Linked DNA regions of Mus musculus: region 1 is linked to region 2. The links are chromatin loops, found by intact Hi-C in ENCODE. Cell type or tissue: left cerebral cortex. All regions are shown on one strand. Links, peaks and the distances in the headings refer to the core of each region. The heading gives the core; the rest is flanking DNA.

Region 1 (2,922 bases), core at 127-2,626, 1.1 Mb after region 2:
TTTGTCTTCTTCATTACAGTACCAGTGAAAATGTAATCTACAACAACAAAATAACAACATGTACATTAGATTCCTGAGCCCAAATCACTCACGATTGAGATTCCTCTTTGCAATTGTTTAGAATGGTGGAATCATCAAGTCATCCAAGAAGAAAGATCCAGAAGGGATTCTGGAATACCAATGAGGATTATTGGGATAGAGCTTCAGATAAAGAATTGAAAACGTGCTGGACTACAAATGCCTGGCAATAAATAACCCACAATAACTGTATACACTGCACAATACCAGTAAACAATCCACAATGCTGGTAAACACCTTTCACCTTGGTTCCCCTAACCTTTTCCATCTCTACATCATTCTGCCTTTAAAAGAAAGTGATGTGTGTGCGTGTATGCACGTGCAGCTGGACACGTGCCACAAATGCATGTGAATGTGGATGTCATAGAATAACTAAATGTCCATCCTTGCCTTCTACTTTGTTTTGGACTGATGCTTCAGTAGCTGTGCTTGTGTGATAAACAAAAACCCTGTCATTGTTCACCTTTCACTTGCTCTCTGCTCCCTCCTTTCTTGAAGGGGAAATTAGTTGTCTCTCCTGCAATCTGTTGTCCTTGCACTCACAGGCTGACTTATCTAAACACAATTAATTGATCATGCTATCTCTTCTTTCTCAGTCATTTTGCAGCTCCTTTATAGGTGTGTAAGCCTTCATTCTGTGCTGCATAACTGCATCCTTAAAACCCTTTTTTCCTCTCACGGCTTCGCCATCATCTAAATGGACTATTTGCATCTTATGACAGTGCGCTCTTCAGTGATGGCAAGAGATGGCTTTATGTTTTCCCTCTTCTGAAAATCTCACTGCACTGGTCTCTTCACTTGTGTCATGTATCTCCTTTGCCCTTTTCTAAGCTGGAGCTTCCCACCTTGGACTCAGGGTTCTAAACATCACCTTTCAGAGAAAGATTTCTCAGTCTTTTAAGTCCTCTACTGTTCTCATGGCTATTCACCAGGCTTCTTTGTATATTCACTCCTCAGCTAATTACCTGTGTTATTGACTTTTTCACCTGCATCACTAGCACTCAGCACAATCATGAGACAAAACAAAAAACCAAAACCAAAAACAAAAATAAAAACAAAAAACACATAAAATCATCACATGAAAGAATAAAAGAAGCATTCTATTTCTTTTATTGTATTATTGCTCCCATATTAGCACATGTTGAGAAATGGGATTATAACTTCATGTATAAGTAAGCCCATATTTGTATGTGATAAAACGAAATATGTTTGTGTCATACCTCAACTCAAGGAAGACCCACTTGCTAGCTTTCTCTGGCTTTCTCTGGTTCTGTGCTCTTCTGTCTTCTTCTTCTTTGATTCATTACCACTTGGTTTTGTGTTGGTCTAGTTCATTGGTGTGCAATCAGCATCTGGCACAGAATAGGCTTTCAGCAGAAGCTGAGGGATTTATTACCTAATTAACCAGTTTCCTCTCAAGGAGGTTTGGGGAAGAATGGGTGAGGTTTTGCTAGTTTCCTGTCTTCATGGCAATCTTGATCTGTTAAGGAGAATCTTGTTTCTGAGGCACTTCAGTCCTCTGTTCCCTTTCTTCCTGGCTTCTCAATAGTATTTGGATGTTACTCATTAAGACCTGAATGTACTGTTTTTCTATACTTATTGTCACACATTCTAAATACTGTACACACAGTGATATAAACACCTACATATTCGTGTGTACATATGGTTGTCACTGAAGATGTTATTATAAAACATAAATCTGTATAAACCCATAAGTTTACCCCAATTGAAAACTTAAAATAATCCCAGCCTCGATCCCTGTGAAAGTCATCTAATTAATGTTTCTTAATCGATGTTTGCATGTTTGAAGGTTTCTTATGATTGATGTGTTAATACTGACATGTTATACATGAGTTTATAAATAGTGTAAGATTCACCATGGATTTTTAAATTTTTTTTATTAGATATTTTCTTCATTTACATTTCAAATGCTATCCCGAAAGTCCCCCATACCCTCCCCCCACCCCGCCCTGCTTCCCTACCCACCTACTTCCACTTCTTGGCCCCGGTGTTCCCCTGCACTGGGGCATAAAGTTTGCAATACCAAGGGGCCTCTCTTCCCAATGATGGCTGACTAGGCCATCTTCTGCTATATATGCAGTTAGAGTCTGATGAAGTCAACGGTGGATTCAAGATTAAAGGCAATGCCTCCCTCTCTCCCTGAATCTATCAGCAGCAAATGGTTCATTGGTGATGGTTAGGGCCTTAGTCTCTCCCAGCTAGCTGTTCATGGGCTCAACCTTGTGTCATTCTTGGCTTTAGCCAGAGAGTTCTTTCCACTGCACTGCAGTGCCTATGTAAGCTTCTGAGATCATTAGGTGCTCATGTCTAACCAAAACGTTTAGTCTGCCTTTCTGTAGCTCAGACAACTTGTAGAAGGCTCGATAGAATGCAAGACCTAAAGACGGGATAAGGTCTGCACTATGCTATTCTTACAAGCAGCTAGTACTAATGCAATCGTTTACTCTTATTCTCTCTCTCTCTCTCTCTCTCTCTCTCTCTCTCTCTCTCTCTCTCATTTCACTGATGCAATAAGTTATCTACATAGTAGAAACCATTGCACTGCTCTTCCCTCCAATTGGAATAACTTTCAAATCTTGTGAATTTCTTTAAATCTTCAGCACAGAGTAATGAATGATTCCTGCCCAGTGAGACCTTTCCTGATCACTCGGTTTTAACCAGCCTTTCCCACAGGTTACCCAATCGATCTTTCTTAATTTCTTCTTACCACTTAATAGCTAACCCTCAGGTATTCTTGTTTGAGTTTCTTTTTCATTTGTCTCACATGCCGTTCTCATGCTGGGAATGCAATGATCTTGAGAGCAGAACACAGCAATGTTGAGT
Region 2 (2,922 bases), core at 303-2,802:
CAAGGAGCGAAAGGGATCTGCAACCCTATAGGTGGAACAACATTATGAACTAACCAGTACCCCGGAGCTCTTGACTCAAGCTGCATATGTATCAAAAGATGGCCTAGTCAGCCATCACTGGAAAGAGAGGCCCATTGGACTTGCAAACTTTATATGCCCCAGTACAGGGGAACGCCAGGGCCAAAAAGGGGGAGTGGTTGGGTAGGGGAGTGGGGGTGGGTGGGTATGGGGGACTTTTGGTATAGCATTGGAAATGTAAATGAGCTAAATACCTAATAAAAAATGGAAAAAAAGAGAAGTAAATTAACCTTCAACAACAACAACAACAACAAAAATGTCCAACATCCAGAGAAATGCAAATCAAAATAACCCTGAGATTCCACCTCACACTGGTCAGAATGGTTAAAATCAAAAACTCAGGTGACAACAGATGATGATGAGGATGTGGAGAAAGAGGACCACTTCTCCATTGCTGGTGGAATTGCAAACTGGTACAACCACTCTGGAAATCAGTTTGGTGGGTCCTCAGAAAATTGGACATAGTACTACCCGAGGACCCAGCTATACCACTCCTGGACATATACCCAGAAGATGCTCCAACATGTAATAAGGACACATGCTCCACTATGTTCATAGCAGCCTTATTTATAATAGCGAGAAGCTGGAAAGAACCCAGATGTCCCTCAACAGAGGAATGGATACAGAAAATGTGGTACATTTACACAATAGAGTACTACTCAGCTATTAAAAACGATGTATTCATGAAATTCTTAAGCAAAAAAAAAAAAAAATCATCCTGAGGGAGGTAACCCAATTGCAAAAGAACACACATGGTATGCACTCACTGATAAGTGGATATTAGCCCAAAAAGGTCCAAATAACCTTTAAAGAAAACCAACATTAACACTGTAAGATAATCTTCACCCTCTTAATTTGGAAACAATTCCAAATTTCTTCACTCTTAGTAGGGGAAATGGGGTGCTCAAGTTCCTGTAGGTACACAGTACAAAAACAGTGCCTTTTATACTTAAATACACATAAAACCCTTTGACTCAGCAGCTCTATCTAAGAAATTCATTGATGTCACTATGTGAAATATACTATAGTATCTTTAAAATAATAGTGTAAAAACCCTTGTGATAGTTTTATATCTTTAATAGGATGTAGAATAGCATGTAGATTTAACTAGAAAATGTGTATTAGTAAGTGCTAGGGAAAATGTAGATGGTGTATGCATATTTTAAAATATATTTTACACTGTCACTGTGATTGATTGGTAAATCTGTTGTCATTTGTTCCCCATGGTTCTGTGGAAAAGGAGGCATTCCAGGTCATACGTAACCTCTGGTTAGATTTAATTCCTCTCTCCTTGCCTGCCCGCTTGCCTTCCTTCCTTCTTTCCTGTTTTCCTTTCTTTTCTCCCTCCCTCTCTCATTCCCTCCCTTCCCTCTTTCTCCCTGCTGTTCATCCCTATCACACGCTGTGATAGTATATGCTCCTTCTATTATATATATAAGTAAGCCTAAGTAGATAAGCACAGTTGATAAGGTATTATAAACCCATAACTAATATTTTAGTTTTAGACCAATATAGAGATTAGTCAAAAACAGAAAAACTTTGTAAATACATTTCCCCCAAATAGGAACGTGTGCTATATGAGTTGTATGAAAAGAACTTAAGCTAAAACACACATAGATAACAAGCATAGGGAGGAGTTTTAACTTTGGAGTCCAATCTATAAAGACCAATAAGATTGACTCACGTGAGCTCTGTCTCTGAAAATCTTTTTTTTTAAAATTGGTATAGATGAGGTTTTTCCCTGCCTCTACCACTAGAGGACAGCAGGCGATTGGACATCTGCAGAAGGTCCATGACTGCTTTTGTGACCAAATTGCCCACCACACACACAGGCTCACTTTTCTAGCTCACAGTTCTCTTTGTAAAATGTGGAGTGGATTGTTGACCTAGTAGCTCTAACATCTCTGTACACACACACACACACACACACACACACACACACAATTCACTTACACATTAACTATTAAAAATTTAATCAGAAAACCAACAACATTTTAACTCAAATCTGTAGAGATGGGCTATTCTCTCTCTCTCTCTCTCTTTTTTTTTTTTTTTTTTTTTTTTTTTTTGGTTTTTCGAGACAGGGTTTCTCTGTGTAGCCCTGGCTGTCCTGGAACTCACTTTGTAGACCAGGCTGGCCTCGAACTCAGAAATCTGCCTCTGCCTCCCGAGTGCTGGGATTAAAAGCGTGCGCCACCACGCCTGGCTTATTCTCTTTTTAATAAAAAGTGCATCACTAGGAATGAAGAGAAGGTTAAGTAAGACCCCTTGCTGACAAGTCTAACAATCAGAGTCCATTCTCAGACCCCACATGGTAGAAGGAGGGAACCAACACCTCAAACATGATTTCTGACCTCCACACGCACCACACACACACACACACACACACCTGGAGAGGAAGAAGGAGAGGGAGAAGGAGAGGGAGAGGAGAGAGGGAGGAGGAGGGGGAGGGAGAGGGAGAGGGGGAGGGAGAGGGGGAGGGAGGCAGTTATTGAGACCTTTCTGTCAGTCAGCTACTGGTTCAAGCACTTTGCTTATGTTGTTATTTGCACAGCAAGCAGGCAGTTTCTCACTTATAGAGGTAAGATGGGTAGGGTCAGAATAGCAGTGCCACATTGCCACAACTCTAGTCTTCTAGAAACTATCTCTCCAGTGATAAAAAGCCAACCCTAATGTCTAACAAATGATAATAATTATTTCTGTCTGTTGATTCCCTAGTTTTGCTTTTATAGAAAATTATTTTCTTGGGCACTTGTCAAGGAAGCACAGTCACTCTACATATTGGGTCTTCAGCAGTGCATTTTTTACTAAAAAGAGAAAATAACTCATCTCAACAGATTTGAG

Evidence for each region. Hi-C counts contacts between places; a loop is a spot of excess contacts. Peaks named below come from ENCODE experiments on the same cell type or tissue, not always from the same donor. Only the 100,000 strongest peaks of a DNase experiment are listed, where the experiment ranks them.
Region 1: it touches region 2 in a loop (5-fold over the local background); 15 of 42 quality-filtered maps call a loop at or near these places.

Annotation. Positions count from the first base shown.
Region 1 is chr3:125,851,484-125,854,405 of GRCm38, reverse strand. No RefSeq gene overlaps it. Among named protein-coding and RNA genes, the nearest start is that of Gm40145, 46 kb to the left of the region's middle. In left cerebral cortex, for the core only: no CTCF peak of the experiment used is centred there; no DNase peak of the experiment used is centred there.
Region 2 is chr3:126,902,640-126,905,561 of GRCm38, reverse strand. No RefSeq gene overlaps it. Among named protein-coding and RNA genes, the nearest start is that of Gm25501, 100 kb to the left of the region's middle. In left cerebral cortex, for the core only: a CTCF peak has its summit at 1,824 (motif pointing right); a DNase peak (open chromatin) is centred at 1,855.